Linked DNA regions of Homo sapiens: region 1 is linked to region 2. The links are chromatin loops, found by intact Hi-C in ENCODE. Cell type or tissue: natural killer cell. All regions are shown on one strand. Each heading gives the region's core, and the rest is flanking DNA. Links, peaks and the distances in the headings are about the cores only.

The links. Peaks named below come from ENCODE experiments on the same cell type or tissue, not always from the same donor. Only the 100,000 strongest peaks of a DNase experiment are listed, where the experiment ranks them.
Region 1: a loop joins it to region 2, with 10 times the contacts of the local background. A loop is called at or near these places in 2 of 110 quality-filtered maps.

What each region holds. Positions count from the first base shown.
Region 1 is chr3:101,379,981-101,385,367 of GRCh38, reverse strand. The region is part of intron 6 of SENP7 (SUMO specific peptidase 7); the gene reads left to right. Among named protein-coding and RNA genes, the nearest start is that of IMPG2, 62 kb to the right of the region's middle. In natural killer cell, for the core only: a CTCF peak has its summit at 3,324 (motif pointing right); DNase peaks (open chromatin) are centred at 3,337 and 5,217; H3K27ac peaks cover 685 bases.
Region 2 is chr3:100,314,497-100,319,883 of GRCh38, reverse strand. TBC1D23 (TBC1 domain family member 23) reads right to left here. Exons shown (of 19, transcript NM_001199198.3): 16 at 3,697-3,785; 17 at 680-815. Among named protein-coding and RNA genes, the nearest start is that of NIT2, 18 kb to the left of the region's middle. RefSeq lists an enhancer at 3,053-3,232. In natural killer cell, for the core only: CTCF peaks have their summits at 2,955 and 3,156 (motif pointing left); a DNase peak (open chromatin) is centred at 3,143; H3K27ac peaks cover 356 bases.

The sequences.
Region 1 (5,387 bases), core at 330-5,329, 1.1 Mb before region 2:
AGATTTAGCCCCTGCCTTTTGCCAAAATCTGCTGTAGTGGTCATCCTTGTCCTTGGGTGGGGTCTGAGGGTGGGCTTTGAGGTTGTGGGGTGTGTTCACTTCATTTACTTATGTGTAATTCCTCATGAGAAGACATTCAAGGTATTTTTTTTGTCTATATGTCAATGCTTCAGTAAGTGGCACATATATATATACTGTATATATACACACACACATGCACACACACACATCTCCATATATTTATTCTAGTAAATCCTTTCAGTTTGAATCTGTTATACTCTAACAAGATTAGGTGTTACGATTAAACTTTTTTTGATAAGCCGTAGGCAAAAATATATAATTGTTTTCATTAAATTGTCTTCATTTCATTCGTCTTTTATTTTTTGTATTAGGCCATTCTTGCACTGCTATTAGTGAAATACCCAATACTGGGTAGTATGTAAGAAATGAGGTTTAATAGGCTCACAGTTCTACAGACTGTACAGGAAGCATAGCAGCATCTGCTTCTGGGGAGACCTCAGGAAGCTTACAATCGTGGTGATGTCACAGGATCCTTGTGGTGTTGCTTCGCCAGCTGGTGACCTCTTTGCCTGAGTTTTACTTGGGTCTGCTGGGCTTGTTCTGCCCACTTGGCCTGGCAGGCTGTGCTTGGCTCCCACTACTGGCCCGGATTCCATACCTGCCAACGGCGAGCCAGGTGCAGAGTGGCGAGGGGTGTGTGAGCGAGTGAGTGCTGGGTCTGGCCACTGTGCACAGCCAGGCATGTCGGCTGTGGTGGGACGGGCAGCTCCAGGTGCTGGCACGGGTGCTGGCTTCCCACAAGACTGCAGTTGGACCAGTCGTACTGCAAGTGGCTTCCACTGCTGGCACTGGGGATTGAGGTGGTGCCCAGAAGCTTGGAGACACCAGGAACTGCAGAGCCCCAAAGAGGGTGTCACAGCCCTGGCTAGGGGAACTCTTAGGTGGGCTCCCTTAAGGGCCACAGCTCTTCTTTCCTTCTGTCTTCTCTTCTTCTAGTCACCCGCAACGTGGCAAGAGTGTGTAGCACCCTTTTTAGCCCTGTTTGTATTATAGCTCTTCCAGTCCTGCCACTTGGCAAGTCCTGAATTCTTGTCCTGTGTTCAGGAAGAATTAGGTATGTGGACAACTGGAGGGTGAGTAAGGTAAAGTGGTGTTTTATTGAGTGACAGTACAGCTCTCAGGAGACCTGAAGTGGATAGCTCCTATTTGCAGGCAGGTGATCCTGTCGAGTATACAGCTCTCAGCTGAGAGGGGACCCACAGTGGGTAGCTTCTCTCTGCAGGCAGGTAGTCCTGATATCTGCCCAAGTCTGGCTGAGTCCAGGGGTTTTTATGGCCTTTGGAGGGTAGGAAGTGCACGCTTATTGGTCCATAGGCAGCCATGGCTCAGCCTGGAGAAAGCACCATAAGTTGTCACTCTGGTCCACGGAACTGGGAGCCTGGGCCCCAGACTTCAGGCTGTCCCAGGCCTGAAGGAGGGGCTTCACTGGGGACACTCCCCTTTCTGCCCAGGAACTGGTCTGCCTCCCACTGCCATCAACCTCCTATCCCCAGTGCCCAGGCAGTTCATGCTGAGGGGTGCCTGCAGGCCCACACTGAGCTGCCCTCAGCATCCCCTTCCCTCCTGTGCTCATTGGCCCCCAAAGTCCAGAGGGGGCTGAGGTGGCAGGGGGCTGGCGTGTACCCGAGCATGTGTACACCTGGCCAGGTTGTGACAGTGCCTCGCCTTGGCCTCAACTTTGCTCTAGAATTGGAGTGGGCACTGAGAGTGGAGAGGCTGGGCAGTGGGAGCAGACACTTCTGAGTGTGCGGGGGCATGGGGGCCTTCCTGGGCTCCTTAGAGTACAGGAATGCCCAGGTTTGCAGCTGTGGCTATGTGGCTGCAGCAGTGCTGGGGAAGGCAGGACTCCCGCCCCTCCAACTTGGAAGGAGGGTGGGGCTTCTGCCTGTTCCCAGCTCCCACCAGCTCTGTGGAATTTGCAGTCCCGGCTGTGCCTCCCCCACTGCAGCCGGCCTCTTTGCAGCAGCTGCTCCAGATGGGCTGCTGCTGCTGCCATCAGTGGAAAGCAAAGGGGGAGCAGGCACATCACATGGTGAAAGCAGGAGCAAGAGAAAGAGTGGGGAGGCTGCTACACACTCTTAACCAGATGTAGCAAGAACTCACTCACTTATCATGAAGACGGCACCAAGCCCTGAAGGATCTGCTCCCATGACCTAAACACCTCTCACCAGGCCTCACCTCTAGCATGGGGATATAGTTCACTATGAGATTTGGTCAGGGACAATTATCCAAACTTAATCATTTTTAGTGAATATGTTTTAAAAAATTTCTTATATGAGTTTCTGTTAGTATTTGTCCTTATTAGGGTGCTCATCTCTTATTCATTTTAAAAACTCTCATTAAAGGTATTGACTCTTTGTAATATGTATTGTAAATTGTTTTTCAAGTTTGCTATACTACACTTTCTTTATAGTATCTTTGATATAGAAGACTTTTAGTTTATTTTGCAAAATATGTTAGTGTTTAATTCCTGTGTTTTGGCTTATCCCTGGCAAGACCTCTTTAACCCCAAATATGGAGATAAGTCAGCCAGCTACTGTTCTCATTTGTACTGCTTTAGATGAGCTATCAATTCCTGAACAAGTCTGTAGATTACTTTCCTAATTGAAGTTCTGATTCTTTTTTTGCCCTTCCATTATAAATATTTATTAAGAACTCCCTTTTAGGTCAGACTGAGCAGAATGTTTTAGTATTTTTAAATTTTACTTCCCATTGGGATTTTTAGAAATACTTTATAACTGCTAATGTAAAGAAGTCTAATTTAATTTCCAAATAATATATACCGAATTGTATTAGAAAATAGGCTTGGGTGTGGTGACTCATACCTGTAATCTCAGTGCTTTGGGAGGCCAAGATAGGAGGATGGCTTGAGGTCAGGAGTTCAAGATCAGCCTGGGAAGCATAGCAAGACCCTGTCTCTACAAAAAACTTTTAAAAAAAGAATTAGTCAGGTGCAGTACTGTGTGCCTGTAGTCCTATCTACTAAGAAAGCTGAAGCTGGAAGGTTGCTTGAGCCCAGGAGTTAGAGGTTACAATGAGCGATGATCAAGCCACTGCACTCCAGCATGGGTGACAGAGTGAGACCCTGTACCTAAAAATAAAAAAAAGAAGAAAAATATTTCATAAAATTATGTTTTACAAAAGTAATAAAGGTTTTATTGTAGCTAGCCACTCAGCAGGGATTGGTAATTAGCCTTGAGTGAAAGGGATCAAATTGCTATTTTAAATTGCAAGACTCTAATATAGACTTCCAACAGAGGGAGCCCAAAGCTTTTAAATGGAAGTGGAGGAGGTTTCATTTTTATTAATGTATTCCAGCTCTGTCATAGTTTCCTATATTCATGTCAGTTGATTTTCTTTTTAAGCTTTCCTTTGGTAATTTGGTAATGACAATAATCCACATAAACACTAAAGAAGATACTCTATTTTGAGATCATTTTCCCCTGTTAACTTAAAATTTCTCTTCTATGTTTTATGTCATAAATTTTCTTCTGACTAGCAATTTGAAAAACACTGATACAAATAGTGCATATATCCTAAGTTCAACTCCTTTATGCTAGAAACATTAGTCAGTTTTGAATAAAATTACTAATAATGATACTCATTTGCACGGTTAACTCTTGAACATTTGCATTATATGGTTATCACTCTTTTCAAAATAATATTTCATTATTATCTATATGTAATTTATGTAAACATTTAAACTTTTTCCTAATTTGAACAATAATGCATATTTATATTAAGAGATATATAGAAAAGTATGAAATTGATATTACCCATAATCCATTCCTCAATAATAAGCATTGATAATATTTTGATATGCTTTCATCTAAATATTTTTCTGGATTAAATGATTATAATCATGAAAAATAGTGTTATTTTTATTCATTTCACACTATCCTCTTTTGATATTAATCTTTACTTTAGGCCTATGAGATAGATAGGAGAGCAGTTAATATTTCTATTTTATAAATGTGGAAACTTTTTGAGGTTCAAAGAGATTAAGTGGCAGAGGTAGAACTATAACACAGGTCTAATATATATGAGATGCATTTAAGTTAAAAAACATAATGTTAAAATAAACACCCAAATGTTCACCTTCTATTAAAAAATAGACTATTATCAGCATCACCGAAGCCTTCTGTGTTCCCCACTTTGCCCATTCTGTCCCATTCCCATGCATTCGCCTTAGAATTAACCACTTTTCTGAATTTTAAGTTTTATATAATTGTGAACTTTAGAAAAATGATTCAGGTTACTGAACAATATGTATTACATGGCATGCATTTTTTTTGCCTAACATTTTTGTGAGATTCATTCATGTTGATGCATAGAGCTAGAGATCATCCAGTTTTACTTATGTATTTATTGTATTAATATTAAAAATAGATCTACCTACTTTTTATTGATGGAGTTTGGATTGTATCCAGTTTTTTTTCTCTCATAAACAATGCTCCTTTGGACATTTTCATTTTATATGTGTTGCCAGTAAATAGTATGTATCTGGATACTTCTCTTTTTACATTCAGTCTACATTTATTTTTAACTATAAGGCATAGTCTGTTTATATTTTATACTACTATTTTTCTTTATGCTTTTTATTTGGTCTGCTTGACTTTTTTTCCTTTCTTGTATTTTTTTTTTTTTTAGAGATAGGTCTTGCTATGTTGCCCAGGCTGGAGTGCAGTGGCTATTTACAGGCATGATTATAGTGCACTACAGCCTTGAACTCCTGGCCTCAAGTCAGCCTTCGAAGTAGCACACTATAGGTGTGCACCACTGTGCCCCACCCATTCTTGTATTTTAAAAATTAGTTATGTTTTGTTTTGTGTGTGTGTGTGGGGGGGGGGGCGGTGGTTTGCTTTACGTTCTAGAAGATTTAGACTCTTTCTATTTTTAAATAGTTTTCTATAAATTATAATATACTTGATAGACCTATCAAAGTCCAAAGTTAATTAGTATCTGTGTTCTCATTTTGAATAATAGGGACTTTAATCTATTTTAAGTACATTCACATTATTGTACAACCATTACCACCATTCATTTTCAGAACTTTTTTCATTTTTACCAAACTGAAACTCTGTATCTATGAAACAGGAACTCCTCATTCCTCTCTCCCCCTAAACCCTGACAGCCACCATTCTACTTTCAGTTTCTATGATTTATTTCATGACCCTAAGTACCTTAAATAAGTGGAATCACAGTATTTGTCCTTTGCTAACTGACTTATCTCGCTTAGCATAGTGTCTTAAAAGTTCATCTATGTTGCAGCATGTGTCAGAATGTTCTTCCTTTTTAAGGCTGAC
Region 2 (5,387 bases), core at 332-5,331:
GTTTATGCTGAAGCATTTAGGGATGAAGTGTCACATTTGTAGACTTCTTTTGAAAGGTTTGACAAAAATGTACATATACATGCATATGTATATATATATACATACGAAATGGGGTGGTATTAAAAGGTGGTAACAGTTGATAAATCTAAGAATCATGGCCGGCCACGGTGGCTCACACCTGTAATCCCAGCACTTTGGGAGGCCGAGGTGGGCGGATCACCTGAGGTCCGGAGTTCGAGACCAGCCTGACCAACATAGAGAAACCCCGTCTCTACTAAAAATACAAAATTAGCCGGGGGTGGTGGCGCATGCCTGTAATCCCAGCTACTCTGGAGGCTGAGGCAGGAGAATCACTTGAACCTGGGAGGCAGAGGTTGCTGTGAGCAGAGATCGTGCCACTACACTCCAGCCTGGGCAACAAGAGCAAAACTCCGTCTCAAAAAGAAAAAAAAAGAATCATAAGGGTGTTCAATGTACTATTCCTTCAACATTTTTGTATAAAATTTTTCAAAATAAAAATTACATAATACTGTAAATTCAAGACCTGTAATACAAGTAGACAGAAGGGAATTATATCTTATTGTACTAGGATAAATAAAGGTTCTTCTGTAGTTCAGTTTTGTATTATTAACTTCCCCAAATTCAATTTTACTTCTTATGAAGACATTTTTAAAAGTACCTGGGAAACATGTGTCCACTTTCTTTTACTTCTTTACAAGGAAAATGATGTTTGACATCTGGTTTGTTTATCCAAGTCTGAATGTTTACAACCTCTTTTCTATCATCATCTGACATTGAAGAACTGTCAATTTCATCTATAAAAAATACAAAGTATTAAATATGGATATTACCAACTTTTAAAATGATACATTCCCTAACAGTCTAAAAAAATTTCAGTAGTATTTTGAAGATATGGATTGAAAAACAAACAGCCTGGGCACAGTGACTCACGCCTGCAATCACAGCACTTTGGGAGGCTGAGGCAGGCAGATCACCTGAGGGCAGGAGTTGGAGACCAGCCTGGGCAACATGGTGAAACCCCATCTCTACTAAAAAATACAAAAAATTAGCTGGGTGTGGTGGTGCACACCTGTAATCTCAAATACTCGGGAGGCTGAGGCATGAGAATCGCTTGAACCCAGGAGGTGGAGGTTGCAGTGAGCTGAGATTGCGCCACTGCACTCCAGCTTGGGCAACAGAATGAGACTGTCTCAAAAAAAAGAAAAAAAAAAAAAAAGAATAACGCAATCAATTCTAATCCTGCTACTCTATTTCCTTATGCCACTGATAATATAGAAATATTATTATCAAACATCACTTTCATATGGTAACAAAGTCAGGTTTAAATATTAAGAATACACTTTTAAAGATTAAACCATTTGGGGTATTTCAATTGTTTTGATATGCATAACTTAACTATGATCTGACTAGTCTGTAAAGAGATGGCTGAATTGTTAAACAATAGGCACCTATCTTGAGAGTAAAGATGGCAGATTTCGTTTTATCTTGCTGCTTTTTTGATTTTAAGGAAAATAATAAAATCAATCCTGAGATAAATAAGTAAAAATTTAAGGTTATTTTCCCTAAGAGAAATATAAAATAATTATATTTTCTAATTTAAGAAAGGGATAATACAGTCTCTAAGGTAAATAATTACAGGTTCTGTCCTTTGCTTTCTAACAAATACTGCAAAATATAGAGACATAATGAAAAAGGAAATCGCACGTTATCTACACCAGCTTAAACAAAAGTGAAACTCTCATGTATCTCCTCCTACTCACATTCTCCTCCCTTCCCCACCAAGAAATACTAATTATCTGAATTTGGTGTTATCAGTTCCATACATGTCTTTGCTTTAACATATATGCATATCCCTAAATAATATACAGTAGTATTCTATACTTAAATGTATATAAATGTATATATACACTTAAATGTATATAAATGTATATAAAAAGTAGACTACTCAACTGCATTCTTCCACAACTGCTACCCTACTCCCAACATCTGAAATTCATACATACTGATACACATAGTTTCAGTTTTCTCACTTTCATTATGGTCCAATTTTCCATATTGTAAATATGTGTGTGTAGATACATGATAAATGTAAATATGACACAATTTATTCATCCATTTGCCTCTCCCCTTTGTTAATGGAAGAAGTTGAGATATTCAGAGAGTTAACAGAAAGAGATGGCAACAGAGAGGGGAAAAAAGAAGAAAAGGAAACAAGCAGAAATATCACATTTACCTCTCTGCAAGTTTTCTGAAAAGTGATTTCATGTATCTATTAAAATGTCAAATGTGATTCCCTATAACCTAGCAATCTTACTTAGCAGTAAGATTTAAAATTTAAAATTCTTAGCAGAATTTACCCTCTGAATATACTGTCATCAGAAGCTAATCTACATATATATCTTTATATAAAGATCCAGTGTCATTTGAAACAAACAAAAAACCTGGAAAACCACCAGTGTCAACTGGAAGACTGACTAAATAAAGTATGGTATGTTTATATGATAGAAGGAGAATGAGGAGATACATGAGCTGAAATGGAAAATATGCAACATGTATTTATTACTAACTGGAAAAAGCAAGGTGAGATTTGGGAGTCTTTTTTTCTCATTCTGTACATTTATATATTTTTTCCCTAACTCAGTACACATATTAACCAATATTAGTTATGACTGCTTACCTAACTCAATACACATATTAACCAATATTAGTTATGATTGCTTAATTAGGATAAGCTGGACAGTAGAATTATAAACCAAAGACTAAATTTTTTTTTTTTTTTTTGAGACAGAGTCTTGCTGTGTCACCTAGGCTGGAATGTAGTAGCATGATCTTGGCTCACTGCACCTCCGCCTCCTGGGTTAAAGCGATTCTCTTGCCTCAGCTTCCCAATTAGCTGGGATTATGGGCATGCACTCCCATGCCCAGCTAATTTTTGTACTTTTAGTAGAGACACAGTTTCATCATGTTGGTCTTGAACTCCTGACCTCAAGTGATCCGCCCGCCTCAGCCTCCCAAAGTGCTGGGATTACAGCGTGAACCACCGCGCCCGGCCTAAATTATTTTTTTTAAAACATAACCACAGAGAAGATAAACTTCCCTGACACAGTATCACCATCTTGTGGCCCTTTAGGATATTGCCTCCAGTTTCAAGACTTCAGATGTCTCAATTTTGTAATTTTCAGTGCTTTAGTCCCACAACTCTCAATCTCCTAGGTGGCTGATCAAAGGAATTTCAATCTGATCAAAGGGATTTCAATCCCATCACTTGGATTTAAATACTATTTCCACACTGATAGCCTCCAAATTATCATCAGTTTAAACCTCTCTCCTTAGCTGAAGACACCTATAATCAACTGCCTCTACTCAACATTTCTGCTTGGATTCCTTTTTTTTAAAATTTTATTATTATTATACTTTAAGTTTTAGGGTACATGCGCACAACATGCAGGTTTGTTACATATGTATACATGTGCCATGTTGGTGCTTGGATTTCTAATACGTACAACAATTCAAGGTGTCTAAAACCAAACTCTTAATAGAAAGCCACAGATTCTCCAATTATTTCTACAGAATCTCATTTTTTTAAAAAAGCAGTTGATTGGCTATTCCCAGAATGACTGCTGTAATCACTCCTAATGACAGCAAAGCTGTCTGTAGCTAAGTGTATTACTACACCTGTGTCGTATTCTTCTTCATCCCCAATGCTGAAAACAGGCTTTACGCCACGGTAAGGCTTGCCCACTCTGTCACTGCTGCTCACATGCCTATATTCAAAGAATTTTAGGAGAGAAATAATCACTTAAGAAGTTATCAAAGATTTTTACCAAGCATCATTTGAATATTCACACAAAATGTAATTATTCCTTACCTGACCCCCCCAAAACCCCATGTACTACCCATAGTTTTAGGAGAGCTATGTTAAGGAAATTAAAAGAAGATAAAGAAATTATGTTAGCAAAAGTGGCATAAGGCCTTGGTAGGCTGAATGCTCTTAAATATGTAAAAATTAAATTTTAAACAATTTCAATATCCATATTAAAACCAATGCTTAGATCTGTTTGGCCTTGCGGAAGTTATTTAGCCTTTTGTGTTTCTGATTCCTCCTCTGTAAAATAGTGCTAACAATATCTACCTGTCAGGGTTATAGTAAGAACTAAATCAGTCAATTTTATTGTAAAACTATTAGGACAATGCCTGGTGCTACCTTCATGTCTGTTAGGTAAAATAAGTTACTAACACCAAATATTCAAATTCCAATATGATTGGTTAAGGCTTCTCATATAAGTGCAGGTGTCTTAAGGGTTATCTTCACATTTTTTTATTACTGTTACTTTTGTTTCAATAGAAATGAAGATTCTACTTTTGTTGTGTAAATATAAGCCATAAAAATGAATCTGCCTCGGCCGGGCGCGGTGGCTCACTCCTGTAATCCCAGCACTTTGGGAGGCCGAGGTAGGTGGATCACCTGAGGTCGGGAGTTCAAGACCAGCCTGACCAACGTGGAGAAACTCCGTCTCTACTAAAAATACAAAATTGGCTGGGCATGGTGGCGCATGCCTGTAATTCCAGCTACTCTGGAGGCTGAGGCGGGAGAACCACTTGAACCCGGGAGGCAGAGGTTGCGGTAAGCCAAGATAGCGCCATTGCACTCCATCCTGGACAACAAGAGTGAAACTCCATTTCAAAAAAAAAAAAAAAAAAAAAAAAAGAATCTGCCTCTTTTTCAAAAGGCAGAGGCATAAATAACATGTAAACTCAAACTTGATTAGGTCTATAGGAAGTGTGACCTTTCTTTGGAATATAAAAATTAATATCCTATTAATTTTCAGGTAATCCCAAATAAACTAACAGGTAAAATTAAAATGTGTCAATAAAATACTACATGTTTCTGAGGGGAAAAGCATTGTTTTACTTGTAGGATAAGGTTCAGCTAAAATTACCTACTACAAAGGAAGACTCTAGCTTTTTTGGGTGTGTGCATGTAACATGAAAACACTCAAAATCTTCTATTTTCAAGAGCTATTCCAATGTGAGAAAAAATCAAGTTACATGCCTTTAGTTATTAGTAGTAGTAGTAGTATTTTAGAGCCAGGGTCTCACTCCGTCACCCAGGCTAGAGTACAGTGGCGCAATCTTAGCTCACTGCAGCCTCGAATTCTTGGGCTGGAGCAATCCTTCTGCCTCAGCCTCCCATGTAGCTGGGACCACAGTGTGGGACCACGGGGGTGTGCCACTACGCCTGCCTAATTTTTTTATTTTTTCAGAGACAGGATCTTGCTATGCTGCACAGAATGGTCTTGAACTCTTGGACCCGTGATCCTCCCACCTCAGCCTCCCAGTGCTGAGATTACAGGTGTGAACCACCA